Linked DNA regions of Homo sapiens: region 1 is linked to region 2. A link is an interaction called in ENCODE POLR2A ChIA-PET data of the cell type or tissue named here. Cell type or tissue: GM12878. All regions are shown on one strand. Each heading gives the region's core, and the rest is flanking DNA. Links, peaks and the distances in the headings are about the cores only.

Region 1 (16,789 bases), core at 3,635-11,634, 200 kb after region 2:
TTTACTACTTGCAGGGATTAGGAGTCCACTATTTAATAGAGAACCCCATTTCATTTACCCCACTTTATAAAAGGTTAGAAAAGTACTCTCCATATTAAGTTTATGGCTTCATGTAACTTTCACCTGATGGTCCTTTAGAGAAACATATAAATAGTCTTCAAACATTTTTTTTTTGGTGTGTTTGGGCTTAGCACAGTGCCCTGATGAATCTGAGGTACCATCTCTTTCTTCAGTAACTTAAATATCCTTTTTAAAGTACAGCTGAGAATTGTATATTGAGTGAATGACTGATAGTATTGCAAAGAAATGCAGATATAATAGCACATGATCCATCAATGTTTATCTTTTATGTTAATCGTCATCTACAAAACCAGATTGTATTGATTATTATCCATAAATAAACAAGCAGAGGCCGGGCGCAGTGGCTCACACCTGTAATCCCAGCACTTCAGGAGGCTGAGGAAGGCGGATCACAAGGTCAGGAGATCGAGACCATCCTGGCTAACATGTTGAAACCCCGTCTTTACTAAAAAATACAAAAAAAGAAAAAGAATTAGCCAGGCGTGGTGGTGGGTGCCTGTAGTCCCAGCTACTCAGGAGGCTGAGGCAGGAGAATGGTGTGAACCCAGGAGGCAGAGCTTGCAGTGAGCTGAGATCATGCCACTGCACTCCAGCCTGGGCGACAGAGCGAGACTCCGTCTTAAAAAGAAAAAAAAGAACAAAAGCAGAATAAACTAATTTACTGTTGGATGAAGTAGGCAGCAAATCATGAGATGGAAATTGAACAGAAACAAAAAATATCTTCCTAACTGCCCATGTCATTACTTTGGGTTAAAGCAGTCAAATCCACTGTAAAAATTTAAGTGTTCTTTGGGTGTAGTGACACAGGGAACCAGAATCACTTGTAAGAAGTCCTGTGATTAATTAAAAAACAAGAAAGAGCTAGGAAAGAAATTTTGATTTTAGTCAGAGTTTTGTGTGTATATATGTGTGCATGTGTGTGTGTATATGCATGTGCTGTGTATAAAATGGGTCATGATGTTTTTCTTACTGAGTTTCTAAAATGTTTGAAAGCCACTGATTTAGGCCTCTGCTTCTCAAGAAGGCATGCATCTATTACAGGCCTTATTGGGTAAATTTTCTTCAACTATTAATTTTACTTCAACATTTTAGCAGAAACAAACCAGAAAAACAAACATATAAACATACAAACCACACATTAGTTTTATAACAAATACAATCACAAAGGTAGCATATAGAAGATAAATAAAATTCACAAATTTTAAGGAAAAAAATTAGCTGGGCATGCTGGTGGGTGCCTGTAATCCCAGCTACTCAGGAGGCTGAGGCAGGAGAATTGCTTGAACCCAGGAGGCGGAAGTTGCAGTGAGCCAAGATCACACCATTGGACTCCAGCCTGGGGGACAGAGTGAGACTCTGACTCAAAAAAAAAAAAAAAAAAAAAAAAGGGTAATAATTTAAAGGTAAAACACAAAATATTAAAGCAAAAACTTTGCCTCTGTGGGCAGGCCTGCAGGCAGACCCTCCAGGGATTTTAACTTTCTCTGCAGTTACCTTAGTGAAAAATTTGGGAAGTACTGGTCATTTAGTGGAATTTCAAAATTCCACTAATGGATGATACAAATGAAAAGCATGATACAAATGAAAATGAAAATTTTTTGTGTTAAATTTTTTTTGATGTGCTGTTTTAGTTCCTCTGTTGATTTTTAAGCTATGTATTAAATTGTTTTTGCAGTTTCTGGAGGGATTACATCTTTTATTTAGTACAGTCTGTTTCAGATTAGTATTCATCTGACTCCAGTAAAATACAGCAACTTTGCTCTTATATAATTCCATTCTTCCTTCCCCATTTATGTTATTATTGTCATATTGAGGCAGGAAATTAAAGAAAGAAAGAAAAAAAAAAAGGGAATAAGCTTTCCTGTGCTAGGCTGACTTGTCCCAGAGGCAGCAACAAGCACAGCTGAAACCCAGGAAAAGTCTTGATAATACTATCTAAGAAGCCAGGACACAGAAGAATGTGCTCTGGAGACTCTCCCACCACTCCCTCCACATAGGGAGAAGAAAAACAAATTTCTCTTTGTTTTACAGTATGAGTTTATAGATTCCTGTTCCCTGTAACTAGTGACTTCTAGTATTCTGTTTTATCTAAGCAGTGGAGTGATGGTCATAAAGCAACTGAGCAGGCCTGAGATACGGCCACCTGGGCACCATAGTGAAGGCCATGGAATAAGCCTTGCTAGGCACTACGGCAAACTAGATAATGGCCATCTGAGTTGCATAGCAATGGTCATGTGTAATCCTGAGTTATGAACCTGTTACAATTTGATTAACCGTCTTGTCTTGCCTCTGTATCCTTGCTTTTGCTTTGCGCCAGTGTAAGCTTGACTCAAGTTAGCCCATCCCCTTTTAGAAGTGTGTATAAGCGTCAAGTGCTGTCTTTGTTCTTGGCTCAGTTTTTGGATGTTGAGTCTGCTGGGTCTGAGTGCACTCAGAAAAGATCCTCCTGGTTTACCCCGAGGTCTCTCTTGTCCTCCTAATTCACACGACAGTATAAGTTACATCTGTATGTACTATAAATCTAACAAATAGTATTATAATTATTGCTTTAAGAACTCTTATGTTTTAAAAAGGAATAGAAGAAAAGAGAAAAAACCAGTCTTTTGTGTTTACCTTCCTACTTACTGTTTCCAGTGTTCTTCATTCTTTCCTGTGAATTCAAGTTACCATCCAGTGTAATTTCCTTTTGGCCCAAAGGATTTTCTTTAGTCTTTCTCAGACAGCTCTGCCAGTAATTAATTCTCTCAGTTTTTGTTTATCTAGGAATGTCTTATTCTGCCTCTATTTTTGAAAGGGTTTTGCTGAATATGAAATTCTTAGTTGACATATGTATTTTTTTTCCTTTCAGCATGTTCAATGTTATTCTTCTGCCTTGTGGCCTCCATTGTTTCTGATGAGAAGTCATCATTCATTCTATTTTTGTATTTCCCTTTTTATAATAAGTTATTTTTCTCTTTCAGCAGTTTGACTCTGATGTGTAAAAATGTAGATTTCTTTTCTTTTTTTTTTGAGATAGAGTCTCGCTCTGTCACCAGGCTGAAGTGCAGTGACATGATCTTGGCTCACTGCAGCCTCTGCCTCCCGGGTTCAAGCAATTCTCCTGCCTCAGCCTCCCAAGTAGCTAGGACTACAGGTGTGCACTGCTACGCTTGGCTAATTTTTTTGTATTTTTAGTAGAGATGGGGTTTCACCATGTGGGCTAGGATGGTCTTGATTTCCTGACCTCGTGATCCACCCGCCGTGGCTTCCCAAAGTGCTGGGATTACAGGCATGAGCCACCGTGCCTGGCATGTGTAGATTTCTTTAGTTTTATCCTATATGGGATTTATTGAGCTTCTTGGGTCTGTAGATTAATTTTTTCATCAACTATAGGAGGTTCTCAGCCATTATTTTTCAAAAAAAATTTTTTTCCTGCCACATTGTCTCTCTTCTCCTTCTAGGACTCTTATTCCATGTATAGTATATTGGTATTCTTGATATTGTCCCACAAGTCACTTAGGCTGTGTTCATTTTTCTTCAGTCTTTTTTTTCTTTTTTCACGTTGGATAATTTCTGTAGATCTGTCTTTAAGTACACTGCCTTTTTTCTTCCATCATCTCAAACCCATTGTTGAATCCATGTAGTGCATTTTTTATTTCAGTAGTTGTACTTTTCTTTTTTTTTTAAAAAAGGAGTTTCACTGTTGTCGCCCAGGCTGGAGTGCAATGGTGCAATCTCAGCTCACTGCAACCTCTGGTCCCTGGGTTCAAGTGATTCTCCTGCCTCAGCCTCTTGAGTAGCTGGGACTACAGGCACGTGCCACCACACCCAGCTAATTTTTGTATTTTTAGTAGAGATGGAGTTTCACCATGTTGGCCAGGATGGTCTCGATCTCTTGACCTCGTGATCCACCTGCCTTGGCTTCCCAAAGTGCTGGGATTATAGGCATGAGTCATTGTGCCCTGCCAGTTGTTGAACTTTTCAACTGTAGAGTTTGATACTTATTGAAAGTTTCAGTTTCTTCATTGATATTCTTTATTTGTTGAGTCATTGGTGTCATATATTCATTTAATTCTAGGAACATTTGTTTCCTTTACTTTTTTTTTTTTTTTTTTGGGATGGAGTCTCACACTGTCACCTAGGCTGGAGTGCAGTGGCATGATCTTGGCTCACTGCAAGCTCTGCCTTCTGGGTTTACACCATTCTCCTGCCTCAGCCTCCTGAGTAGCTGGGACTACAGGTGCCTGCCACCACGCCCGGCTAATTTTTTTTTGTATTTTTAGTGGAGACCGGGTTTCACCATGTTAGCCAGGATGGTCTCGATCTCCTGACCTTGTGATCTGCCCACCTCGGCCTCCCAAAGTGCTGGGATTACAGGCATGAGCCATTGCGCCTGGCCTACTTTAGTTTTTTTGAACAGAATTTTCTTTAATTCTTGGCTCATATTCATAATGGCTGCTTTGATGTCTTTGCTAAATTGAATATCTTGGCCCACTTAGACTTCATTTTCCTTGACTGATTTCCCCCACCTTGATTATAGGTCACTTTCTTGTTTCTTTGCATATCCTATATTTTTTTTGTTGTTGAAATCTTTTTGATAATATCTTGTAGTATCTCTGGATTCTGATTTACTTTTTGAAGTGTTTGTTTGTTTTTTGGTAACTAGCTTGCTCTTAGCCAGTTAGCACATATCTCCCTATGATATGTGTCTATAGATATCTCTGCTCAATTTTTGTGTGCTTATTTATTTTTTGGCCTGGCTTCCTAGGTGCTGCTCCTATGTCCATATAGCTTAGTGGTGAGCCAATGATTGTTTCTTCAAATATTCAAATCTTTTGCCCAATTTTAATTACATTGCCTTTTTACTGTTGTGTTATCTAAGTTTTTTATGTGTTCTGGATAATAAGTTCCTTGTCAGATATGTGATTTGCAAATATTTCTCCCATTGTGTTTTTTCACTCTCTTGATGGTGAACTTTGAAGCAAAGTTTTTGATTTTGATGGAGTCCTATGTAATAATTTTTTGCTACTTGTGCTTTTGGTATCATAGCTAAGAAACCATTGCCTAATCCAAGGTCATGAAGATTTATGCCTCCGTTTTTTTCTAAGAGTTTTATTGTTTTAGCTCTTACATTTAGGTCTTTGATGTATTTTGAGTGAATTGTTGTAAATGGTATAAGTTGGGGCCAACTTATTCTTTTGTATATGGATATTTGGTTGTCCCAGCACTGTCTTTAAAAAGATGATTCTTTCCGTATTGCATTGTCTTGGCATTGTGTCTTCTCTGTTTTTGAAGGACAGCTTTGCTGGAGATAGAATTCTTGGCTGGCAGTGTTTTTCATTCAGCACTTTGAATGTGTTATTTTCACTGCCTTCTGGCCTCCAGGTTGCCATTGACAATTCAGCTGTTAATCTTATGAGGATCTGAGGATCTCTAGTGATTTTTTTTTTTTTTTGTCGCTTTTGTTGCGGGAAGTCAGGGACCCTGAACGGAGGGACCGGCTGAAGCCATGGCAGAAGAACATAAATTGTGAAGATTTCATGGACATTTATTAGTTCTCGAAATTAATACTTTTATAATTTCTTACACCTGTCTTTACTGCAGTCTCTGAACATAAACTGTGAAGATTTCATGGACATTTGTCACTTCCCCAATCAATACTCTTGTGATTTCCTATGCCTGTCTTTATTTTAATCTCTTAATCCCATCATCTTTGTAAGCTGGGGATGTGTGTCGCCTCAGGACCCTGTGATGATTGCGTTAACTGCACAAATTGTTCGTAAAGCATGTGTGTTTAAACAATATGAAATCTGGGCACCTTGAAAAAAGAACAGGATAACAGCGATGTTCAGGGAACAAGGGAGATAACCATCAGGTCTGACTGCCTGAGAGCCGGGCAGAACAGAGCCATATTTCTCCTCTTACAAAAGCGAATAGGAGAAATATCGCTGAATTCTTTTTTTCAGCAAGGAACAGCCCTGAGATAGCCTTCTAGATTCCCTGGAATATGTCGGAGCTTTTCAAAGGCTCCTCAGGACATCTTCTTCCCCAGTTTTTCCTTTTAAGTTTTTTGGTCAGCCTCTTGTTAGCACTAACTGGATTCCTGCCCCAGACAGCTGTGATATTAAACAATTGCCATTGATTTTTAAAATAAATGTCCTAGGGCTAGGGCTTTTTGCATGGAGAGAGCTATGAGTCAGATCAAGTAAAGATAAGACCTGACAATGCACCTTTTCAGGGAACTGCCAGACAAATTAATTAGTGACAGTTTTCTGGGATGGAGCTTTTGTTGAGCTCCAAACCTGTTCTGCCCCTCCATTGGCTGCCAGGCTGTTGGTGGTTGTCACAGCTATTTTAGTTGTAAGGCTGTTGATTTTCAAGTCTACCATGAAGCTGGGGAGAGGGGGATGGGAATGGGGCAAGTTGAAAAGGCACAAAGCTCACTGTTCTTACAGAGAATAAACATTTAGATTGGTGTAAGCCTTTGACTAATTTCTAGAGTTTTGAAAAGTTGATTTTGACCATTTTTCCCAATGTTCTTGCTGGTTTTATTAAGGAGCAGATTTTTAGTTTTCTACTCTGCCATTCTAGAAGTGATTCTGAGCCAGTGATTTAGATAGTAGTTGTTTTCAAACACTGGAATGCATGAAGCTCCACTGATTGATCTGTCTGTGAGTTGCAGAGTGCATTCAAGTTTTAGCACTTCTCTAGTTGTCCTTGGCTGTTACTCTCTGCCAAGCTCTCTCAGATCTTCCCTGCATATCCCTATAGTTTCTAGTCAGCCAGGTATGTAGGAAGAGTTTATCTCAGCCCTTCTATGGACCTCTTATTTTAGTATAGCCACATTACATTCCCATTATGCTCTTACACCAACTGGGATTACAACCTTGGCAAGTAAAGCTGTAATTTTTCCTGTAATATTCCTATGTTTAGCTCACAAAGCCCCCTACCACAAGTTAAGTCTGCCCCTTCTGGCAGCAGAGCTGCTGTTTTTTCCAGCCAGCCCCATATTGGTAAAACTGCCATTCTTGAGGACTGAGCTGGGGGCCTGGGAACCTCACCAGGTAAGAGGACCAGAGACTTCTGCTGTTCCTACTCAGTCTTTGGTCAGCTTCCAAATCCCTGAAATGGCTGGCTTTGGATGATTTTGTTTGATATACAGTATTTTTTTTTTCAGAGAGGATTTTCACTGATTTCTTACCATCATTGCAAAAGGGAATGTTCAGGAGAGGAAATTTCTGATTTTTCAGGGATGTGGTATGTGGGAGAGATGCATAATGTAATAACAGTCCAAATTTCTTGAGTACTTACTACCTGCCAGAAACTGTGCTAAGCAATTATTTTGCATTGCTTCATTTGATTCTTTCCATACCCTGCAGAGGCATGGGTGCTATTAATATCCTGCTCCTCTATTTTATAGATCAGAAAAAAGGCTCAGATGAAGTACCTTATCGATGGTCACACAACTCATGAGTGGCAGAAATAATATTAAGACCCAGGTCCCTTTGGCTGTTAAGACCCCAGCCCTAAACCACTACATCATATATCTATAGCTGGAGCCTGGCACCAGGAGGCGTCACAATGGGATTGAGATAGGGATACAGAAAGAAGGATGGGGACTGAAAGGTGAAGGGTCCTGAAGCCCTGAGCTTCCTCTTTTGCTGTTCTCACTCTGTTTCCTGGAGGTTTTACTGAGTGCCCTGTGGTGTTGACTGCGTCCTACTTGCAAGCCCTGTGGTCTCCCTAATGGTCAGCTAGGCTGGGCCTCTAAGGTCTTTCAGAAGTGCACAGCCCTATGGTGAAAAGGCATCCTTTCTCATGAGGTAACAGACCAGCAGGACTTGCTTTTTGGTCACGACACTGCTGACCAAAACAGGATGTGGTCCAGACAGGATAAAATGGAGAAACCGGCAGAAACCAGCAGACGATGACAAAAGTGATCCCTGGCTGCTGTCATTGCTCATTGGCATAAGAAACTCCTACCAGCACCATGACGATTTACAAATGCCATGGCAATGACCTGGAAGTTACTACCCCTTTCCATGGCAACAACCTGGAAATTACGATCCTTTTGTAGAAAGTTCTAAATAACCTCAATTTGCATTGACCTGCCCCTTAATTTACATATAGCCAAATGTGGGTTTACCTGAATGTTAAATACAGTTGCCAGGAGCCCCTGCCTTGCTGACTCTGGGCTACTGCCTGAGCGCTAGCCCTACTCTGCAAGGAGCAGTACTGTTCAGTCAAAGGCTCACTCCTGAATTCTTTCCCGGCAAAGCCAAAAACCCTCCTGGGCATAACCCCAGTTTTGGGGCTCACCTGTCCTGCATCACTCACATGACATTTCCCTATTTAAACACCCATGATCCCTGAGCCCTACAAGACCAGAAGGTCATAGGGCTCCACAGTGTTACCTGGTAATGTTACAGAATTAGATCAGAGAAAATGGGATTTCTTCATTGTAGTGTGCTTAATGATCTCTGTAAAGAGTATAGCATAAAAAAGCTTCATTAGTTTGAAGACTTATTTTGATTGAACTGCAGGATTTCTGTTTGGGCCTCGTGTATTCTATTAAAATGAAATAAAGTAGCTATACTTAAATTTTTTTTTTTTTTTTTTTTTTTTTGAGACGGAGTCTTGCTCTGTCGCCAGGCTGGAGTGCAGTGGTGTTATCTCAGCTCAGTGCAACCTCCACCTCCTGGGTTCAAGCGATTCTCCTGCCTCAGCACCCCTAGTAGCTGGGATTACAGGTGGCCACCACCATGCCCGGCTAATTTTTGTATTTTTTCGGTAGAGATGGGGTTTCACCATGTTGGCCAGGATGGTTTCAATCTCCCGACCTCGTGATCCATGCCTCGGCCTCCCAAAGTGCTGAGATTACAGGCATTAGCCACCGTGCCCGGCCTATGTAAAAAATTTTAATTTTAATAGCATTTGAAGTCAGCATTTAATTTTCTTCTTTTCTTTTTGTTTAAGCATTTCAAATTGTCACTTCAAACATTATACAGAGTTTCCTTGGTAGTACTTAAAAGTACTATTTTTCTAGTAATCACCTTTAAGTTTGGCATTAATTTTTTTTGTCTGAGAATATTTGTATAATTTTTTTATTCAGCAAAACTGCAAATGAATCGTTAATTATAAAAGAGGTAATGAAAGAAGATAAAGTGGAAATTGAACACTAAAAAAAAAAAAAATCCCTTTGTCTTGAATTCTCCCCTCATCAATTTTCTGTGGGGCATCCCTCTGTAAATAGCTTATGATTGAATTTTTGATATTTGTACCCAACTGGTAGTCTTTTAGTTAGGCTGTTCAGTCTGTCCTCTTTTTTTGGGAATAATGCATGTGTCTGGCCTTCTTTCTGTTACCTTTGTCATCATGTTTTTGGGAGACAATTTTTTTTGTCATTTCCTTTTCTTTGTGTCCTTTTTTCCCTCTAGTACTTCATAATTATGCATTCATTTCTACTATTGGTTACATTAAAATATTTTTAGCCTCAAATTCTCACTAGCATTATAAATATAGTATTTATTGACCTTACCCCTGTGAAAGACAAGAAATTAAATGTGCCTTTTCTTTTCTTTTTTTTTGAGACAGAGTCTCACTCTGTTGCCTAGGCTGGAGTCGAATGGAGCAATCTTGGCTCACTGCAACTTCCACCTCCCAGGTTCAAGTAATTCTCCTGCTTCAGCCTCCCCAGTAGCTGGGATTACAGTCATGTGCCACCACGCCCAGCTAATTTTTTGTATTTTTAGTAGAGACAGCTTTCACCATGTTGACCAGGCTGGTCTCGACCTCCTCAGTTCAGGTGATCTGCCTGCTTTGGCCTCCCAAAGTGCTGGGAATACAAGCATGAGCCACCACGCCCGGCCAATGTGCTTTTTCTTTCTAGCTTTTGTCAACATAAACTGGTGTTTAAAATTAATAGTAGTTTAAAGATGTGTATATTCTTTAAAGAATTTTTTTCATTGACATTCGATTATTTTCTTACTATATTATAGAGTATAGAGAAGAGTCATTTAAACTGAACTGTAAATTTTCCTGGGTTCATGATTCCTTGTTCCTACTGTTATAGCATATCTTCTTTATTCTTGATTTATGTATTTTGATGAATTTCTTGGTCAGATGGAATATTCCTTTAAGTAGTTTTTTTCAGCATGGTCCGTGAGTGGTATGTTTTCAGAATGCTTTTATTTTTGAGGCTGTCTTTGTACACATCAGTGAATTCTTGAATAGGATAGAATTCTAGGGTCACAGTTTTTTGTTTTTGTTTCTTTTGTCCACCCAGAATTCTAGCCCAGGATTTGGCAATTATTTTCTGTCAAGTGCTAGATAGTAAATATTTTAGGCTTTTCAGGCCATGGAATCTTTGACAGCAGCTCGATTGTGCCACTGCAATATGAAAGAAACCATAGACGGTACCAAAACAGACAGTGTTCCAATACAACTCTATTTACAAAAACAGGCAACAGACCAGATTTAGTCTTAGGGCTATAGTTTGTGACCTGTGTTCTAGACAACTAGTCTGTTGTCTTGTGGTGATTAGTATTGTAGGTGAGGTCTGATGTCATTCATGTTTTCCTTTGTAAGAAACTTGTTTTTTCATTGCTTGACTTCTTTTAGGAATTTTTGTTATTTTTGATTTCCAAATTTAATATTCATTAATTTTGTGAATTAATTGGTATTTAGTCATCTCTTTCATCCTAAAGTTTCATGTCCTTTTTAACTCCAGGGAACTATTTTCAACTATCTTTTTTGATAATCCCTTCTTTCCTCTGTTTTTGAAATTATTATTATAGTTACTTTGGTTCTTCTGGATCTGTAATATATTTCTCTCATCTTTTTATCCCCATCACTTTCAAAATCATTTGGGTTTATAACCGAAGTTCCCTATCTTGTCTATTTTATTGATTTGGGTTCTTCTTCTGTCTATCCTGTTATTCCTTTGCCATCATTAACATTTTAAAATTATTAATCTTTTAAAAAAATCTGTTAAGTGAGCCAGGCATGGTGGCTCATGCCTGTTATCCCAGCACTTTTGGAGGCCGAGGTGGGAGGATCATTTGAGCCCAGGAATTTAAGACTAGCCTGGGAAACGTAATGAGACCCCATCTCTACAAAATATTTAAAATTAGCTGGCTGTGTTGGCATACAACTGTAGTCTTAGCTGCTTGGGAGGCTGAGGTGAGAGGATTGCCTGAGCCCAGGAGGTCTAGGTTGCAGAGAGCTATGCTTGCACTCCCACCTGGGCAACAGAGCAAGACTGTGTCTCAAAAAAATAAAACAAAAACCTCTAAGCAATTGTTACAAATCTCAGATTATTCTTTTGTATGACTGTGTTTTCTAATTTTATATTATAGATGCAGCATATTCTCAAATATCATTGTTAAAAGCTTTGTCCTGAAATATGTCTATTTTAATGGGAAATATTTGCACTGATTCTTCAGACTGGTCCTTCTCCCCATCTTTATTGTGAGAGATATAGAATTTAACTTTTAAAATAGTAATTAAATACCACAACAAAGTAAGGATACTTGTGGAGTTGTTTTCTCTTTAAGTAAGTACAATGACTAAAAATACTTCATTTGCCAAGAGTCTGCTTTCGTTCCTTTTGTATATTTTATTAAATGCTGGTGGCATAAATACATACTTACTTTTATTCCTTATGACCTGATGTAGTCACAGTACCCCAAAGTACTGTATGTATTATCAAATAAGCTACCAACACTCACCGTTTTTTCATTTTTCATGAAAAGGTTTACATTAAAAAAAAATGCACCTAGTGTATAGTCAGAGTTCTCAGAACCAATAAGTTTTATGTTTGTGTGTGTGCGTGTACATCTATATTTACATCTATATCTATACTTTTAGGAGCTTTATTATAATGAATTTGCTCATGTGATTGTGGAGGCCTAGAAGTCTCAAAGTCTGCTGTCTGTAAGCTAGAGACCCAGGAAAGGTAGTGGTGTTTACTCAAAGTCCGAAGGACTGAGAACCAGGGGAGCCTATGGTGTAAATTCTAGTCCTTGTGCAGGAAATGTGATGAGATGGCCTAGCTCATGCAGTTAGGCAAGAAAGAAGGGACAAATTCCTTCTTCTGCCTTTTATTCTATTCAGGCCACCTGCATTGAGATGGGCTGTCCACTTTACTGAGTCCACTCATTCAATTGTTAATCTCATCCTAAAACACTCTCATAGACACACATAGAAATAATATTTGGTCTGGGCACCTGTTGGCCCAATTAAGTTGATGCATAAAATTAACCATCACACCAAGAAATACCTCTCCTTTCCCCAAACCCTTCATAGTACGTGCTATATTTCTCTTTGAATCTAAGAAGATTATCTTCTATGAGGAAATAATCTGCTCCACACAGAAACCTGATACAGAGCTCTTTCAATAATGACTCATTCTCAACATCATGAAATTATATTCGAAGTTGCAGAAAATTCACTATTGTATATTGAATGCTACATTGAAATTGGAAAGAAAAAGGTGATATAAAATAAAAGCTATTACATATTTTGTGCTTCTCCCTAATCTGCTTTATTCATTGGAAATTCCTACTTAAGTTTAGTCTGCTTAAAACAAGCTAGATACTTGATTTTGCATGCAACACCTTGGCTGTTACTTTTACTGTCTCCTAGCACTGTGCTACAGACTGCAAAATATTTAGAGAAAATTCAGACCTCGCTCAAAATAAAAAATAAAAAATGCTAGCATGGTCTATACCAACGTTGGATTGCTGGGCTCACTCTCACGTGTGTGATCTCTCTCATTCTCTCGCTCGTGCTCTCTCTCTCTCACACACACACTCCACTCAAAGCTACAGTGTGCATTCTTCTATGATCCCAGTAGATTGTAGGTCTCTGTATTGACTGGAGATACTCTTCCAAGTTGAAGATTTAAAAAAGAACTTTAGATTTTTAGTGCTGATTCTTCATCTTTATATTTAGAAAATTGTCATTTTTAGATTCCTGATAGAAACTTTCTCTAAAACATTATCTTAGTACATTAATTAGAAATTTATGTCCCACATATACTAGCTCTAGTAATTTACTGGTGACTAAGGCATTGTTAAGAAATGTGTTTGGAAAACTTCTGTTGGTTTTTTTTTTTTATGACCATCATTACATTTTTTTCTATTTTTTCATTTATCTACGTTTAAAAATGTTTGGAAATATTTCAGAATTTGATAGTTATAACAAGCTACAAGAGAATAAAGATTTAGCTGGATTACAGAAAAATATCTACTTAGTAATGAGTGAAAATGAGATAAATTTGTCATATGTGACATATGGTAATATACATACAGAGGCCTAAAGAAAACTTCAATGTCCCCCCCTTTTTTTTTTTTTTGCTACGTAATCTTATTTCCTTAGAAAGAGCATATTGATTTTACTCCACTGAGAGTTTGGCTTTCTAAAATCACCTCAACAGTTAATTGATGGTGATAATCAACCAAGAATTGTTCTTCATTTATATAATTTGCTAACTTTCAAGTTCCCATTGAGTTGAGAAAGATAGTGATGATAGCTCTGACAATATACCTGAACCAGTTTGGATAGGAATGTTTAAAAGATGTATTAGGCTATTTTTATCCTGTAGAAACTATAGTTCATAGGAGTGGTGAGTTAGGGGAGGCTGGAGAATGGGGGAAAATGGGAAGTAAGATAAATTGTTGGTGTATGTGGTTTTGCAGATTTGCTTTTTTGGCACTAAAAGAGTACTTTTTTTTTTTCTTTTCTTTTTGAGACAGAGTCTCACTCTGCTGTCCAGGCTGGAGTGCAGTGGCATGCCCAGGCTGGAGTGCAATGGCACGATCTCAGCTCACTGCAGCCTCTGCCTCCCGGATTCAAGCGATTCTCCTGTCTCAGCCTCCCAACTAACTGGGACTACAGGTGCCTGCCACCACCATGCCCAGCTAACTTTTTTGTGTTTTTGGTAGAGGTGGGGTTTCTTCATGTTGGTCGGTCTGGTCTGGAACTCCTGACCTCAGGTGATCCACCCACCTTGGCCTCCCAAAGTGCTGGGATTACAGGTGTGAGCCACCGTGCCTGGCCAATCACTAGCAGTTCTTAAGAAAAAAATGTTTTGGAAGGTCGTGTGTTTGCCCTCGTGTTCTGTGTATGCACGTGCACTGAATAGGAGGCAGTCCCAGGGTCTCGCCTGCTGAAGAGATCCTGCACACCTACTGTCTGCTTGGCTGTCATCCTACTGTATTGTAGAAGCATCCACATCAGCTCCCTTTTTATTTGGGGGTTGTGCCCAGATCCTAACTCTCAACAAGATGTTTTTCATTATGCTTTATCCAGGACACTCTTTCTCACTGCTGTTTTCAAATGCCTTTGGGTTACTTCTGGGAAGTATAGATTCAAACTCTTCCATCAGGTAACTGTTTTCACCAAATAATGTACAGGTAAATATTTGGAAGACATAAGAGAAAATCAAGGGGAAAACTTAGGAAAGAAGGAAACCGTTGAACTCAAATAGTTATCTTCTGGACCCATGATCAGGTCCTCTGAGGGAAAAAACACAGATCCTTTTATTCATGAGAACTGGACATATTCCTGCTGCTGGATTTGTTCTTAGCCATTAGCCTCTCGAATGCCACCATCGCTGTCACAGAGACCAAAAAAAAACAAAAAGCTGCTCCTGTTCCTCCTCCTTAAAAAAAAAAAAAAACTTATAAAATTTCAAACTGCAGTGACTGTTTTCTCTCTTCCCTCACCTTAAAGAGGTTTAGGTTTGCCTGCTATTGGTAGTTCTGATGGGCTCTGTTAGAGATTGTGTGGTTGGTGTTCAGGCCCAGATGAAGAAAGAAGGGAATAGTTTAAATTTGCTACATTTTGTTTTGCTTGAGAAAGATGCAGTAAACTGAGGGGAGAAGGGAATAAGCGATTATTGTAGGCACCTGCCGGAGGGAGCTTTGCCACTGTATGAAGGATTTATTTTCTCCATGGTTGGTTTTTGTCAGCATAGCCCAGTATTTGCAGGGGCAGAAGATCCAAACATGGAGCCTTTGTTAGGATTCATGGCCATACCCACATTTTGCCTAGCACACTGCTGAGGGTAAGCAGGGATGAGGGCTGAGGTGGTCTTCCTCGTTAAATCAGCTTTGCACTAGGTGTCTGAGGCCCAAGAAGGGTCAAGATTTGCTTTTTAGCAACTTGCTGCCCAGAGACCCATCGTTACGATACGTATACCTGCTCCTCCTGGCTGGGGGCTTGACTGCAGTTCCACACTGGTTTCCTTCCGGCTCTTCCCAAGGCAGCCATTTCTTTAACATGTATTTCATTATCAAATTCCCTTTTTCCTAAATTATATCTTGCAGAAATACCTCGAAGTTTCCGACTTAGATATGGCATTCTTTCCTGGTTTCTAATCATAATAGACATTTTTCCCAAGTTTGTTTTCCTTTGTTCATTTCACTGGAAATGAAAGTAGAAAGTCAAATATTTGTGCTAAGGTCTTTATCTTGAATTTTAAGACTTATATTTAAATAATGACAGTTTTACAAGTTCAGGTACATTTCCACTTCGTTTTCTTGTAATAGAAATTGTGTATCTTTATGGATCAAGGTTTTCTTTGTAAAAACAGTGGGAGTTACATTATTGATAACATTTTGAATTTAACCTTTTGAATCTGCAAAAGGTTGCTGTAATATTTTGTTTCATTGTGAACCTCTCCCCTGAAACAAAGAGAAAACACATCACAATATTTGGAAGTTTGCCTGGAGTGAACGTTTATTTTTTTGGGGTGTTTTTCTTTTTGACTTTTTAAAAAACAGTTTTTGTTGTTTAAAAAACTGCAAATGCCAGCCATAAAAATATTCTCTATTCCATCTGCCTAAGGCCAAAAAGAAATCAGAATTAGGCAAATGAAAATCAGGAGCTGAGCCCAGTGATCAATTATGTCCACTCTGCCTTTTTCTTTTCCTTTCTAAAGTGTTGTATTTGTTCACTCACTTGTGTAACAAATATTCTGAGAGTCCTACTGTGTGTGACACTGTGCCAAGCAAGGGGGTACTAACTTGTCATAAGCCTGGACCCTGCTTATGAGTCAAGTTTCTTACACTATATTGAAGTAAGCACCAGAAAGCGTGTACAGGTCTATGAAAGCTCAGTTTCTGGACATTTACTCTCAAGGACTTTTTTTTTTTTTTTTTTTTTTTTTTTTTTTTTGTTGAGATGGAGTCTCACTTTGTTGCCCAAGCTGGAGTGCAGTGGCGCAATCTAGGCTTAATGCACCCTCCACCTCCCGGGTTCAAGCGATTCTCCTGCCTCAGCCTCCTGAGTAGCTGGGACTATGGGCGCGTACCACCACACTTGGCTAATTTTTGTATTTTTAGTAGATATGGGGTTTCACCATGTTGGCCAGGCTGGTCTCAAATTCCTGACCTCTGGTATTTCGCCCACCTCAGCCTCCCAGAGTGCTGGGATTACAGGTGTGAGCCACCGTACCTGGCCCCAAGGACTTTTTGTACAGAGACAGTGACATGGGTAAATTATTAGTAGCTACCCTTTGTCTACTAAGTGCTAAGCCTTATGCTAAGTGCTCTTACATATGTAAGCTTATTACTCATCATGACTATGTTATTATCTCATTTTCACAGTTGCAGAAAGTAAGTCTCAGAGCATTATTTATGGGCATGCCACAGTCAAAAGGCAGAGCCAGGTCTTCCTGCCAGGTCTGCTTTCCCCGAAGGCATGCTGTTTGTGGGATGGCACA
Region 2 (16,789 bases), core at 5,041-13,040:
CTCTCCGCACCCCACTCTCTTTAGCTCCTGGCTTTTGTCATGTGATGCACCAGCTCCCTCTTTGCTTCCGCAGTGATTGTAAGCTTCCTGAGGCATGATCACAAGCTGAGCAGATCTCTGGTGCCATGTCTCCTGCACAGCCTGAAGAACCATGAGCCAATTAAACCTCTTTTTATACTCAGTCTCACGTATTTCTGTATAGTAATGCAAGAATGACCTAACACATCCAAGATTTCATTGTCGGCTGTTTCAGTTACCTGAGATCAACCACAGCCTGAAGATACTAAGATATTTTGAGAGAAAGAGGGAGGGAGATGATATCACATAACTTTTATTACAGTATAATTATTCTATTATTGTTAATGTCTTACTATGTCTAATTTATAAAACTATGTCATAGGTATTTATGTATAGGACAAAACACAGCAAATATAGGTTTGGTACTATCCACAGTGGGTCTTCAAACATATCTCCCATGAATAAGGGGCAACTACTGTATATATAATTTTAAACAATTATCTACAAAATTTAAGAAAACTGGTTGTGTAGGCCGGGTGCAGTGGCTCATGCCTGTAACCCTAGCCCTTTGGGAGGCCGAAGTGGGTGGATCACCCGAGGTCAGGAATTCAAGACCAGCCTGGCCAACATGGTGAAACCCCGTAGCTACTAAAATACAAAAATTAGCTGGTCATGATGGTGGGTGCCTGTAATCCCAGCTACTCGGAGGCTGAGACGGGAGAACTGCTTGAACCCTGGAGATGGTGGTTGCAGTGACTGGAGATTGCACCACTGCACTCCAGCCTGGGTGGGTGAGCAAGACTCTATCTCAAAGAAAAAAAAAAGAAAGGGAAAAAAAACAGAAAAACGGTTGTGTATTCTGTTTCTCAAAGCTAAGGGCCAGGCGTGGTGGCTCATGCCTGTAATCCAGCATTTTGGGAGGCCGAGGCAGGTGGATCACAAGGTCAGGAGATCGAGACCATCCTGGCTACGGTGAAACCCCGACTCTACTAAAAATACAAAAAATTAGCTAGCTGGGCGTGGTGGCGGGCGCCTGTAGTCCCAGCTACTCGGGGAGGCTAAGGCAGGAGGATGGCATGAACCTGGGAGGCAGAGCTTGCAGTGAGCCAAGTTTGCGCCACTGCACTCCAGCCTGGGCGACACAGCGAGACTCCATTTCAAAAAAAAAAAAAAAAAAGCTAAGGAAAACATTCTTTTCAAATTATATATCACATAAATCTATTATAACATTCAAAATCTATTGTCATTATTTTACATTTTTATTATTTAATGTATACCAAAAGAACAGCAAAAGAAAGAACAGAGTAGGCCGGGTGCGGTGGCTCACGCCTGTAATCCCAGCACTTTGGGAGGCCGAGGTGGGCGGATCATGAGGTCAGGAGATCGAGACCATCCTGGCTAACACGGTGAAACCCCGTCTCTACTAAAAATCCAAAAAATTAGCCAAGCGTGGTGGCGGGTGCCTGTGGTCCCAGCTACTTGGGAGGCTGAGGCAGGAGAATGGCGTGAACCCAGGAGGCGGAGCTTGCAGTGAGCCGAGATCGCGCCACTGCACTCCAGCCTGGGCGACAGAGCGAGACTCCGTCTCCAAAAAAAAAGGAAAGAAAGAACAGAGTAAACAGATAATCTACAGAATAGGAGAAAATACTCACAAACTGCACCTCTGACAAAGGTCTAATATCCAGAATTCAACAAGCAAGAAACAAATAATCCCATTAAAAAACGAGCAAAAGAACACATACTTCTCAAAAGAAGACACACTCTGGGGACTGTTGTGGGGTGGCGGGAGGGGGGAGGGATAGCATTAGGAGATATACCTAATGCTAAATGACAAATTAATGGGTGCAGCACACCAGCATGGCACATGTATACATATGTAACTAACCCGCACACTGTGCACATGTACCCTAAAACTTAAAGTATAATAATAATAAAATAAAATAATTGAGCAAATGAAAAAAAAAAGAAGACATAAATACAGCCAACAAATACATGAAAAAATGCTCAACATTACCATCACTAATCATTAGAGAAATGCAAATCAAAATCAAAATATCATCTCAAGCCAGTCAGAATGGCTATTATTAAAAAGTCAAAAAAATGACAGATGTTGGTGAAGTTTCCCAGAAAATGGAATGCTTATACACTGTTGGTGTTAATGTCAATTAGTCCAGCCACTGTGGAAAACAATTTGGAGATTTCCCAAAGAACTTAAAACACAACTACCATTAGACCCAGCAATCCCATTACTGGGTATATACTCAAAAGAAAATAAATCATTTTACCAAAAAGACACATGCACTCGTTTATGTTCATCACAGCACTATTCACAAGAGCAAAGACATAGAATTAACCTAGGTGCCCATCAACAGTGGACTACATAAAGAAAATGTGGTACATATACATTATGGGATACTGTGCAGCCATAAAAAAGAACAAAATCATGTTCTTTGTAGCAACATGGATGGGGCTGGAGGCCATTATCCTAAGTGAATTAATGCAGGACAGAAAACCAAATACCACGTTGTCACTTATAAATGGGAACTAAGCACTGAGTACACAAGGACATAAAGATGAGAACAATAAACACTGGAGACAATTAGAGGAAAGGGCTGGGGAGAGGCGAGTGTTGAAAAACTATTAACACCTATCAGGTACTATGGTCACTGAGTGACGGGATTGTTTGTACATCAAACCACAGTGACATGCAATTTACCCATGTAACAAACCTACACATGTACCCCTGAACCTAAAATAAAAGTTGAAAAAATAAAATATAGCAAAAGACTATTATGGATAGTAAATAATGCCACATTAAAAGTTTTGAAAGCCGGGCGCGGTGGCTCACACCTGTAATCCCAGCACTTTGGGAGGCCGAGGCGGGTGGATCACAAGGGTCAGGAGTTCGAGACCAGCCTGGCCAATATGGTGAAACCCCATCTCTACTAAAAATACAAAAATTAGCCGGGCGTGGTGGCAGACACCTGTAGTCCCAGCTCCTTGGGAGGCTGAGACAGGAGAATCGCTTGAACCAGGGAGGTGGAGGTTGCAGTGAACTGAGATCACGCCACTGTGCTCCAGCCTGGGTGACAGAGCGAGACTCTGTCTCCAAAAAAAAAAAAAAAAAAAGAAAGAAAACTCACTCCTATTCTTACAATGGGTAATTCATGGATTTTTACTATGCTTATAATTACCTTTAATTCCCAACTATAGTTAATAATTTGATCCCTTCAAAGAAACAAACATTGGTAATATTTACCTGTATTTCAAAAGTTTCATCAATTTGACCTTTTTCCTTTACCACCAAGTTGCTTTCAAAGCTATGAATAAAAAGGCTACTTTTTCTTTTTTTGGTCCAATAGAGGTCCTTTTGCTTTAAAATATGTTAGAGGGGGAATGGCACAGAGGACAAAGAGAAAATATTTTAAATGAAAATGATTCCAAATCAACTATTTTTCTGTTCACGTCAATTTTATTTGTAAGTAATGTTGTCTGCATTATTTAACTTTTTTGATGATAGAATATTTGATGCAAAATAATCTATGTAGCCTCTCTACCCTATGTATAAGTTACTCAGTAAGTTATTTGACTTTTGTTCACAGGCAGGTGCTTTATACACCCGGATGCAGAATGAGCACAAGGTCCAAGCCAACAGTTATTTAAGGAGTTGTTAGCATTTCAAATAGCTTAAAGTGCTTTTGCACTTTGCCTAATCTTCCCACTACACAGCTTGGTCTCAAGCTTTTATTAAACGTGAGGAATTCAACAGCTATGAAACTCAAAACTATGTGCATAAGGAAAACTACCTTTACTTTGCCTGTGCCTCATTCTTTTATCTTCTTGTATCCTGGGGATGCTAAAATGTTTAATATCCTTTATCAAAGTGTTCCAAAAAACTGTCAGAAATACTTTTTTTTTTTAATGTTTGTTTCCCTTAAAGCATTTTTAGACAGGCAGCAAGTTTTCACTATGCCTTAGAAGAAGGAATTACAAATAGCTGGTGGTTAAAGAGTGAAGTGGAATGATGTGAGGGAAAAAAGGAATAGAGAAGTAAGCTCAGGAAAGCACACAGCTCAGTGTGTAAAGGAAAGGACTTCCAGTCTGACAAACCTCAGTTTTAAAGTATGCTAGTCACTTACCAGCCAAGGAGACCTTAGACAAATTAGCTAGCCTTTCTAAATTGACTTACTGGTTCGAAAAGACTAACAGTACTTAGCGTGGGGACCATCTGAGAGAATGTTTAGCACAGAATCAGCTGGTGTTATTCTTCACTCTAGCTAGTATTCACTAACGAATATGAAGCAGAGAAAAACAGATATGACCGCACAGTAAAGAATGTATTATACAGAGCCTAAAATGGAAATGAAGATCAATTAGGGGGGTGTTTAGTCATCTAAGAAATCATACCGTGTGGCCTTATGCTAACACGTGAAGGAAAAAAAAAAAGATTGATTCTAGAGACACTGAATTTAAAATTTATAGGCTAATTGTGGCTAACTGGTGATGAAGAAGAATCAGAATGACAATCAGATTCTGGCTTGGGTGGCAGTATCACCCATTTGCTGTGACTTTTGGTGAGCTGGATAAATATGGGTCTCAGGTACAAAAAAAGTTTTGGATTTTAGATTCAGACGTTGGAACCATTAATATGTATAGTATGCTAATTAAAGATATGGGACTGGAGATTATCAAAAGGGAAGTCTAGAGAAGAGTTAAGAACAAAATGCTACGAACTTCTATTACTTAATGGTTGTAAAGGAGAAACATTTGCAAAAGACACAGAGATCACTAATGAGGAAAGCACAGACAGTATCATGAAAATAATGAGAAGAGTTTCAAGCAGGAAAAGTAGTCAATGGCACTAAATGTTGCTGAGAAATCTAGTACTTACAAAAATCTATTGGTAGCAGATGACACAGGGTATTTATATTGCGAAGGGGAAAAAAGGTATAAACAGGGATAGATGGATCTGCTCTCTTCTACCAAAGCACTACTAACGACAAAACTGTTTCGAGTTCATTTTCTCCGATGGCATACAAACACAGAAAACCAAATTTAGTCAAACAAGTTCATAGACACATCAGTTCAAAAATTAGCATTAATAGGTTTAAACAAAAATGGCTCTAGGTTCTTTCAAGTTTTATCAACTTACTGCCCATTAAGTTTTTTCCTCATATTATTTGGAGGGAAAAAAATCACTATGTTCCTCTTGAATGGCATCTAACAACAGAGACTTTGAATACATTATTTTTGAAATAAAACGCAACCATCACTTTTCATATCTTGACCCAAATACCTAGGTCAATTTAAAAGTTTTCTTCTCCTTGTAGAAAACTACTTTCCACTCTCCCTAGGAAACCAAAAAGATACTCCCTAAATCTGTCAATGTAAGATCAGTAGTACTGCAGAATTACAGTTACAGAAACCACTAAAAAAAATCACTTCTTTACCTTGGGGTACCCAGCAAAATGTAATCAACAGCTAAACTTTCACTACAGTATTTACAATTACCTTTATCTCTATTTGGTAGCAATAACATTAAATTTTATTAAGACGACAATCAAATTACATGTTGTCAAATTACCAATATTTGTGATAGAAATATGGAAAATTTTTAATTTTAAATTTCTCTCTTCTATCCCAAATGTTCAACACCAAAGTATCTGAAAAAAAATCAAACAATAAAAGTAGACATTAACAAAAAAAACTTCCCTCTGAAACAAACACAATGACAAACATACCAGCATCAGCTCTGAAAGTCAGAGATACTAAATTATCAGTTAATTGAAATAAAAGTTGACACAAAGTAAGTTAAATTATTTAAATTGCAAAATGAGCTAGACTAACTCCATACCATACATGCTCAACTACTGGTTCCATCAATGAGTTATAGCCCAGCCTATGGCTTATCATTACTCCCCATTTGTAAGAAAAAATATGATTGTCTTAGAATTGTCTTTGATTTTAACACAACTTAAGTTTATTCTAGAACGTTACTCAACTAGTTTATAAGCCAGTTATGCCTATTTCATTTAACAGACAAGCTAGTAAAAGTATACATAATTTGTGGTCAATGCCAACAAAGCATGCTCTTAAAGACAAACAGAAACAACATATGTCTAGCACCACTATATGTGTGTAAAGTTAAGTTCTTACCTTTAACTGAAACCTATAAAATACTGGAAAGATGCTGATATACCATTTCAAAGCCTGTAATTATTCATAAAAGTTATCTGTTTCCAAAGTGTATTTTTAAAAACTCAAAATTAAGAAACGCACAAATAATGACAAAGGTTATTCATACATGTTTTTGAGACAGGTAAAGTTAACTGGCACTACTCCAGTCTCCTAATGTTAACTGGCACTACTCCAGTCTCCTCCTAAAAATGTTTCTGATATATTTTCTTGAAAGAAAATATTTCTTCTGGTATGTGCTTACCAGAAGAAAAAGAAAAGCCAGCCTGAATAACAAAGCCAGTGTAAAACATTAAGCCCCATACTTACTAATAGCAACACATACACTAAGTATATAAAATATCTAGCATAGATACAATTGCTCAGTTAAGTGGGTAAAAGTGTTTCCAATTTCCCTCAGCTGATTTTAATATCCAGAAAAATTGCTTTATATCCATCTACATCTTGGAAAGTGGTGTTGAAAATAGGCTTTTAGGCAAAAACTAATCAACAAGTCAGAGAGCTCCATAGGCACACTTTAACAGAACATTTAAGGGGCTACACATCAGAAAAACTTTGAAGCATATTCTGCTGGTGTCGATATAAACTGGTATAACTTTTTAGAAAAACAATTTGGCCAGTGAAGTGTTCATTATCCTTTGATCTAGGTAAAGCCACTCCAGGATTTTTCCAAAAGAAATCTTTTTTAAAAAGGAAAATATTTTACAGCTACACACAGGTGTGTTCAACGCAATACTATTAAAAATGACGAAAAATTAGAACCTAAAAGTAGACAATTCAAAAAACTAGGTTAATTCAGGTCACATCAATTTAAGAGAATTACATAGTTACTGAAATGAAAACAATTTCAACAGATAGTTAAGTGAAAACATAAAACTGCACAGATTCATAATTATTGGAAAACTGCAAGAATATAAGACAGAGAAGGGAACAGGAAAAAAATGAGATGACCAAACAATGATCTGCTGGTGGGTAGATAGGTAACTTTTCTTGATTTCATTATTATTACACTATTGTTTAAACAACAGATATAGCAGAAAAGCATTAATTTAAAAACCTTTGCATGATCCGGAACAAGTAGCATAGCAAATACAATGGCTGAAAATGCTTAGCTGGCTTTTGGTCTGATTATTGCAATGATTATTGCAATTTATACCTTAATTTCTATGAGAACAAAGAGCAACAATATAAAGAAAACAGTCTCTAAAAAATATTCTTGTACTGAAATACACTACAATTACGTCATAAATAAGAAATGTAAATAGAATCAGATACTTTAAAAAAAAGTTGTAGTAGCCTACCTATAGCTTTTAAAAATATAAATCCTTTCATTTCCTGTTTCGAAATGTTAATTACTTATCTCCACCTTTGAAAGAAATGAAGAGTTTGAATGAAGTAAGAAGAAAGCAGTTTCACTTTGTTCATCAATGGCCTTTTTAATTATGAGCATATTAAAAATTATAAGCATATTAAAAATGTCAACATATTGTTAAATTAAAATATACTGAAATTAAAAGGGGTGCTGTGCTGGGGTTAAAAAAATTAAACAGTTGGCATTTCAATTTACTAAAAAAGACGTATTTAAGCCTATCACATTTATCTTTCAGCAACTTAACATTTTAAGTTTAAGGAAAATGACATATCAAATGAACCTCCTCAAGATGTCATTTATAAAAACTGACAACTGACTGTTCAAACAACCAATTCAAAAAAAAATCCTGTTATTGGAGATGATTTTGAGTCTAAGATGTTTTAATGACACTCATATTCTGAACTAAAAATAATGATAGGAGAAAGTCAAGTTTGATTCTCTGAACACCTATTTCCTGTCCAAAGAGCCCTTTTGTTCTGCTTCCCTGCTTAATTTTAGTGTTCAGTTTGCATCAGAAAATAAAAACAGTGACAAAACCTAGCACACACAGAATCATAAAGGAGCAAAATTATAAAATAAAGGATCATAAAAAGATTAGAACAAAAATCCTACCAACAAAACCTCCACAATTTTCTGTTTGCTTCACCTCAGATTAACTTCACTTGAAGCTGTACTCCAAAGCAACCAAACCTGAATACCAAGCTCCACCTTCTCCAATTCTAGTGGCTGAAGAGTAAAATCTCCTCCCTGTTAGTGAAACTGATAATTGTGATTGGATACGGCTAATATCCATTATTTTAAAGAACTTTTCCTTGCTAGCAGGTTAGGTTAGACACACTAAAACCTCCTGGATAAGCTGGTTTCTTAAAGAAACAGTACATAAGGTTTCAGTTTTCCCATCATATACTGTTTGCTTACCCTTGTCTAGGTGAAAAATAAACTAAGTAACAAAAATGAAAATCTCACAGAAGCAGCTGTGACCAATTGTTTAAAATACAATGCTTTTAATCTAAATCATTTATTTTTATGGAGCAATGAAGGTGAAGTTATGCTTTAAAGACAGATTATTTTTAATAGAGTTCACATTTTACCTGAAAATTGTAAAACGGCAACAGAAAATCCATTACAATATGTTGCTAAGAGGAACAAACCAATGTTTTTTTCTAAGACTTAAAGAGAAAACTATAACTTAAGTGAAAATATACAGCACTAAAATACTGAATGCAAAAGATTCACTTCTAAGCTATCAAACTCACTGACATTTATGTTCTCAGTATCACAACAGAGTAGAAATTTCAGTGACATCAAAGGTTGATATTTCTACTTAAAACTGAAGAAAATACTGGGCAGAAATACTATTACATTTAACAGATCTGACATGTGAGTATTTTGCCAAGGTTAATGCTTAACCATTGGCAAACAGATATCTAAAAGCAAAAGGCACATGTTCTAATGACATGTTCAGGTATAAAATTTAGAAAAGTTTAAGTCTTTTTCATCTTTTTTTTTTTTTTAATGTGTGGAAACTACTTTGCACTCCATAACTTCAAAGTGGCATGGGCACCCTAAAGTAAAAGGTATACTCCTCTTAAACTTCTCACTAAGCTACGTTAAATAATATTTTTACTACAGAGATCATAAAGAGACACTACACAGGAACTCTGATTTTTAAGCAAAAAAGACCTACTGTCACTTTATACATTACTAAGTTTGCTATTTTTACGTGATAAGTTTATATATTTTAATTAGAACTGCTTATGTTTTAGCAGCTTGGCCCATCAAACATTACTCTAACATTAATCATTATCTGACTGATTAAATGGCATTTAATGTCTAATTTACGGTGTAAGTATAGTTTTTACCTCTACCAAAAATCCTGTGATTCATAAACTCGAAATTAAAGCTTATTAGAGTGACTTCTTCTTAAAATATGCTTTCAATGTATGGTTTGCATCAGAAAATAAAAAGTGACAAAACCTTTAAACATTTTAATTTGAAGTTTTCAAAGTTCAAAATCTTGCAACTATTTTTCCTCAGAGAAAACTCAAATATTAGAACACAAAGCCAACAAAATTGTTTTGAATACAAAGGGAAGTCTTTGTAACAAACTGAAAATTCACATAATTGCAACTAGGCATGAATATGGAGCAATACCCTGCTGAAGCCCAAACAGCTGCATAATCTATTATGCCCTTTAAGTGGACAAATTGAAAGAGCCAATTCACAGGGGTCTACTCCCAAGATCCTTTGCAAGGATTCACTGTTTTGAATGCCCAGCACTTCATGAGTCAAGTTCAGGTTTTCTTCCCACTGTGTGGACACTCTTGCAAAAGAACACTGGAAGCAGAGGAGGTACAGAAGCAATCAGCAAAAAGAATATACAGTTTGAATTACAGCATAAGATTTGAGGAAAAGTGACTGTAGATGGCCAAAGGTTTTACGGGAAGAAAAAAAAAAGAGATGGCAAACAGTTTAATCTTAAAATCTGGCAAGCATAAAATTAGTAAATAGTTATGGAAACCAAATAAACCTTTGCTCTCGCATCAATTTTTCACTTCGAAGTTAATTATGAAACAAATACGAATCATACACTAATATAACACCAAGACCACTCTCCATCTATACATAACCAAGAGAAAAGAGAACTGTGGACTCAGTGATTCCGGATCATTTTAAGATCTCTGGGACCTGCTTGAAAGAACATCAAGATGATTACCATTTTAGGTAGCAAACAGGTTAAAATTAAGAGTTAGCTTATTTCATTTCTAAATCAGCAGCAGCAGAAAACAACAGCAAAAACAAAAAGAAAGCAATGTCACAACCATAAAATGTATAACCGAGATAATATGAAAACAATATTGCTTCTCAGGAACAAGGAGCCTGCAAAAAGCTCTGGAGCTCCCTGATTGCATGCAGTAACAACACTTTTTAAGCATCAAGTATTCAAAGATGTATTGTATATTATTTGTGGAAGCCCAGAAAGTTTCCCAAATCTTATCAGCTAAAAACAATTTAGAAGAGAACAAGCCACTGAACAATTTGGTCCCACTTCACTTTTGATTAAAAAGACCCTACTTACATAAAGAATCAATATCTAGACTATTAGGAACAACTTTTGGCAGAATATATACAGAACAGGGCAAACACTTTCTTAGAATTTTGAAGGATTCCATATAGTTCAAACTGCTCTTCCTACAAAAGAAATTAATCCTGGGCATTTTCTCTGGCACGACTGGTGGTTTATTGTAGTAGTTGATAAAAAGACCACCCTGACATTAGCAAAACATAACTGGGATCACTAAGGATAAACTCTGAAAAACACCTCAATGGGGAATAAAAAATAAAAAAATATGGCCAGGTGTGGTGGCTCACGCCTGTAAATCCCAGCACTTTCGGAGGCAGAGGCAGGTGGATCACAAGGTCAGGAGTTCAAGACCAGCCTGGCCAAGATGGTGAAACCCCGTCTCTACTAGAACTACAAAAATTAGCCTCGTGCAGTGGCAGGTGCCTGTAATCCCAGCTACTTGGGAGACTGAGGCAGGAGGATTGCTTGAACCCGGGCAGCAGACATTGCACTCCAGCCTGGGCTATAGAGTAAGACTCTGTCTCTAAATAAATAAATAAATAAATAAATAACAAAAAATAAAAAAAATATTTCCCTGGCAAAAGTAAGATATATTTGAGCCTGCAATTCCTGGTGTATCTCTCCTGACTCCTTAGGGAAAAGATTACAAGGTGTGTATGAGGAGTTGGGGAGTTTGAATGAATGGCATATGAGGTCAAACACTGAACACAAAGGAAACATTAAGGAAACATACAAATAAGCAAGCATAAACCAAGCCGATAGGATAAGGTATCTTTCTACAAAAAAACAGTACATTGCTTTGTTTTAGGTCTCAAGGGATAAACAAGGTCACTGATTAATGCAAAATAAAAAGAAACAGGGATCACAATAGTGAGACAAAAATAAAAGAGAAGGCATTTATAATACTCAACTATTAAGATTTTAAGTCATAAATTTTCATGTGCCAAACAACATATCATAGATCATCTAAGAAAAAGTGCTAGACATAGAAAAACTAAGAGAAAATAGACTGGCCAACTTTAAATTCTCTCTCTCCTTGGAGGCCTAAACCAGAAAAAAATAAATAAAATATTACATAAAAGACGAAGACTCATTCTTTATATAGTTACTGAAAGAGCTTTTCTCAACCATTTTAATCAGTCACAAAGAAAACAATTCTGAAAAGCAAAAGCTGAATAGGTAACATTCTCTGTAAACTATGCAATAACATTCAAAAGTTAACAGAGTTAGTTTATTCATTCACCAAATCTTTTGAACGTCTGTTATGCGCTGAAGATACCACAGTAAATAAAATGGATATAGTCCCTACCACTGTACAAACTTATGGTCGAGTCAGACCAGTGCTGTCTCACAGAAACATAATGAGAGCCACATGTGGTTTTCTATTTCCTAGTAGTCACATTGAAATTTAAAAATTGGCTGGGCACGGTGGCTCACGCCTGTAATCCCAAGACTTTCAGAGGCCAAGGCAGACAGATTACTTGAGCTCTAAAGTTCAAGACCGGCTGAGCGCGGTAGCTCACGCCTATAATCCCAGCACTTTGGGAGGCCACAGTGGGCGGATCACCTGAGGTCAGGTGTTCGAGACCAGCCTGGCCAATATGGCGAAACCCAGTCTCTACTTAAAATACAAAAATTAGCCAGGCGTGGTGGCACTCGCCTGTAATCCCAGCTACTCCGGAGGCTGAGGCAGGAGAATCACTTGAACCCGGGGGCTGGAGGCTGCAGTTAGCCGAGATCGTGCCACTGTACTCCAGCCTGGGCAACAGAGCGAGACTCCATCTCAAAAAAAAAGTTCAAGACCAGCCTGGGCAACACAGTGAAACCCCATCTCTACAAAAAATTTTAAAAATTTTTAAAAATTATACAGGCATGGTGGCGCGCCTGTAGTCCCAGCTACTTAGGAGGCTGAGGTGGGAGGATCCCTTGAGCCAGGGAGGTTGAGACTACAGTGAGCCAACATCACATCACTGCACTCCATCCTGGGCGACAAAGGCAACACCATGTCTCAAAAACAAACAAACAAACAAACAAAAAAAAAAAAAACAGGCCAGGCGCGGTGGTGCTCGCCTGTAGTCCCAGCTACTTGGGAAGCAGAGGCAGGAGAATCACTTGAACCCAGGAGGCAGAGGTTGCAGTGAGCCGAGATTGTGCCACTGCACTCCAGCCTGGGCAACAGAGTAAGATTCCGTCTCAAGAAAAAAAAATTTTTTTAATTAAGAAATAAAATTAACAGTAATAGTATATTTTAACACAATACATGTAAAATATCACTACTTCAATATGTAATATTTTAAAAATTGAGATATTTTCATTGTTTGGTACTAGAAATCAAGTTCCTATTTCAAACTTAATACATCAGTTCAGACTTGCCATATCTCAATAGTCAGATGTGACTATTTAAATAAAATATGGTAGCCATTAGCCACAGGACTATAAATTAAGATAAGTATCTATTATTGCAGAAGACTGTCTCTCTGCTGTCCAACACAATCGCCACTAGCCACATAAGGCCACTGAGTGAGCACCTAGAATGTGACTAATACAAATGAGGAACTGAATTTTTAATATTAAATTAAATTTAAATTTATTTAAATAGCCACAAGTGGATGGTAGCTACCAGACTATGGTTCTGGAAGAAGAAATAGATGCTAAAACAATTCACACAAACTTAATGAACTGGAGTTGTTACAAATGTTTATGAAAGAAAAGCCCAATATAAAATGAGCCCATGAAGCCAAGAGAAAGACCTAACCTATTTTGTGGCATCAAGGAAGGATTCCTCAAGGAAATCACAACTAAGCAAAACAAAAGCATATGCAAAGGTCTTGAGTAGAGAAAACTGAAAACAGTAGAAATAATGAAGAAAAGTAACAAGAGGTAAAATAATATATGCTATTTGTAGGAGACTGATTTGGATTACAAAATCAAAACTCCATAGGAAGGCAGGAGGGGTGGAAGCAGCCCTACCATTTGGAAATAAAAAATAAAAGTCTCCCAAACAAGTCCTGAAACAAAGCTTGTCCCACTGTCCTCCCTCAGTAAACACCAGTCATTCTAATCTTCTGTCAAATTCAAAGTCAAGTCAAGCACTTTGCATATGTACCATTTGTGCCAGCAGTTCTCTTCACATGGGAAACTACCTTCAACTTCTTGATTTTAGAACTCAGAATCAAAGTTCCAAATTTTCTACACAGGACAAGCTTTGGAGCAGCAATCCAGCTGGAAGATGGGGAAGAGGCTTCAAACTGTTTGCAATTTTTTTTTTTTTTTTTTGGGAGATGGAGTCTCACTGTGTCGCCCAGGCTAGAGTGTAGTGGTGCAGTCTCGGCTCACTGCAACCTCCGCCTCTAAGTTTCAAGTGATTCTCCTGCCTCAGCCTCCCGAGTAGCTGGGATTACAGCTACCGGCCACCACGCCCAGCTAATTTTGGTATTTTCAACAGAGATGAGGTTTCGCCACGTTGGCCAGGCTGGTCTTGAACTCTTGACATCAAGTGATCTCAGCCAGGCCTGCAAAGCAATTTTCACAAAATATTTTCCCAAAAAAACTTAGTCATTTCGGCTGGGCGTGGTGGCTCACGCCTGTAATCCCAGCACTTTGGGAGGCTGAGGCGGGTGGATCACCTGAGGTCAGGAATTTGTGACCAGCCTGGCCACCGTGGTGAAACCCCATCTCTACTAAAAATACAAAAATTAGCTGGGCATGGTGGCGCATGCCTGTAATCTCAGCTACTCAGGAGGCTGAGGCAGGAGAATTGCTTGAACCCAGGAGGCAGAGGTTGCAGCGAGCCAAGACCACACCACTGCACTCCAGCCTGGGCAACAGAGTGAGACTCCGTTTTTTTTTTTTTTTATGTTTCGATAGATTGGGAAAGCTAAAGAAACTCCCATACACACCTTGGTACCACCAATCAACTTAAACATGACATCCTCAGAGAGACAGTCTCAGATCATCCAATTAGCACCTTCTATTATTTATTTACTTCCTAGACACTTGTCGAAATCTGAAAATTCTTTATTCGTTGGTTTGTCTATATTGACAGACTGTAACTGGATGAAGGCAAGAGACCTTGTCTTGTACATAGTTGTGTCCTCAGCACTTGGCAGAATGTCTAGATGGAGCAGGTGCTTAAATACTTGTTGAAAAAATAAAAACTGCAACTGCAGGGGTTTTTAAATATATAAACATAAAAATATTACTCATCAAAATTTAAGTAATATAGCTAAAGCTATGCTCAGAGGAACATTCAATAGGATTACATTTTTTCATTATAAAACATAAAATATTATAAAAGTTGCAATTTTTTTAAGTTAAAAAATTCAAAACTGGCCAGGCACAGTGGGTCACGCCTGTAATCCCAGCACTTTGGGAGGCCGAGGTGGGTAGATCACCTGAGGTCAGGGGTTCGAGACCAGCTTGGCCAACACGATGAAACCCTATCTCTACTAAAAACACAAAAATTAGCCAGGTGTGGTGGCACACCCCTGTAATCCCAACTACTCAGAAGGCTGAGGCATGAGAATCACTTGAACCTGGAGACAAAGGCTGCAGTGAGCCAAGATCATGCCATCACACTCCAGCCTGGGCAACAGAGTAAGACTCTGTCTCCAAAAAAAAAAAAAAAAAAAAAAAAATCAAAACCAAAACTAATTTGAAGCCCCAAAAGAATAAACTAAAAAATCTGAGGACTAACAAAGCAACAACCAAAAAAGGGGGATGGGGGGGAGACTTAAACAATAACAGAAACACACTTGTTTACAAAATGAAAATACCATGCCCCATGTATACAAGTGTACACTGGTACCAAATCATTGATATTTCAATAAAACCTAAAAAGAACCAAGAAGATGTGCATTTAACATATGATAAAGGCAGCTTTATTTCAAGGCAACAAGTTGTTTTTTTTTTTAGTGGGGCCAAAATTTTTAAGGAAAAATAAGGGAGGTTATTTCACTTCACATATGTCAAAATAAATCCCAGATGAACAGAAAAAGACAGATGTGAAATATGAAACCGTAAAAGAACTAGAAGAAAACTTAACTGGGTAGGAGAAGCCTTTAAATATAAAAGCAAAGTAGAAGCCATAAAAGAAAGTATTAACCTAATTTTCTTAAAAAGTAAAAACCCTTGCCTGTTTTTTTGTTTTGTTAAAAAAAAAAAAAAAAAAAAGGGGGAGAGAGAGAGAGCAAGAGAAAAGACAACACTGTTAGGTAAATGAAGAGCCAGGAAAAATATTTGCATGCCAGGCCCAGTGGCTCATACCTGTAATCCCAGCACTTAGGGAGGCCAAGGCAGGTAAATTGCTTGAGCCCAGGAGTTTGAAACCATTCTGGGCAACATGGTAAAACCCCATCTCCACAAAAAATTGCCAGGCATGGTGGGGAACGCCTGTAATCCCAGTTACACAGGAGGCTGAGGCGGGATAATCACTTCAGCCCAGGAAGTAGAGGCCTCAGTGAACCATGACTGCACCACTGCCCTCTATCCTGGGTGATAGAGCAAGACCGTGTCTCAAAAAACATTTTAAAAAACCCAAACATACGTGTGTGTGTGTGTGTGTGTGTATGTATACATGTGTATATATATTTGTGTGTATATGTATATTTGCAGTATATAGCAGAGTTGCTATCCTAAATCCTAAAAATATAAAAAGTTTAAAAGGGTATCACAAATATAAAACACCAGCCAAAATGGGCAAAAGATAAACTAGAAGATGTCCAATATCCAGGTTTATTTACCATCATAATTAATTAAAGAAATATATGATGATTCCTATAGAAAGGGAAGGAAAGATGGAGGGTAGATGGATAGACAGATAATGCTGGTAAAGATATACAAGAAATGTGTATTCTGTCATATTTTTAGTCAAATTTGATATTAAAGTTTGATGTTAGTCAAACTTTTAAGGACAAAATTTGGCAATATTTATGAAAAGACTTTAAGAAATGTTCATATGCTTTGATTCAGTGATTGTAAGACAGACTAGATCCGAAAGAAACAATGACAAATACATAGTAGTAGCTCTTATATTTATCACACTACTTATAATAATAAGAAAAAAATAATAAACTTAAGTTACACCCAACAGATAACTAGGTTATAGTACTTTTATAAGA

The links. Peaks named below come from ENCODE experiments on the same cell type or tissue, not always from the same donor. Only the 100,000 strongest peaks of a DNase experiment are listed, where the experiment ranks them.
Region 1: POLR2A ChIA-PET joins it to region 2 with 11 read pairs; 3 of 35 experiments call an interaction of 5 or more read pairs at or near these places.

The regions. Positions count from the first base shown.
Region 1 is chr15:79,864,001-79,880,789 of GRCh38, reverse strand. All of the region lies in intron 3 of ST20-MTHFS (ST20-MTHFS readthrough), which reads left to right. All of the region lies in intron 2 of MTHFS (methenyltetrahydrofolate synthetase), which reads left to right. Among named protein-coding and RNA genes, the nearest start is that of MTHFS, 25 kb to the left of the region's middle. RefSeq lists a silencer at 6,249-6,543. In GM12878, for the core only: no CTCF peak of the experiment used is centred there; no DNase peak of the experiment used is centred there.
Region 2 is chr15:80,064,056-80,080,844 of GRCh38, reverse strand. All of the region lies in intron 1 of ZFAND6 (zinc finger AN1-type containing 6), which reads right to left. Among named protein-coding and RNA genes, the nearest start is that of ZFAND6, 13 kb to the right of the region's middle. RefSeq lists an enhancer at 13,662-13,711. In GM12878, for the core only: no CTCF peak of the experiment used is centred there; a DNase peak (open chromatin) is centred at 8,394; H3K4me3 peaks cover 2,356 bases; H3K27ac peaks cover 1,261 bases.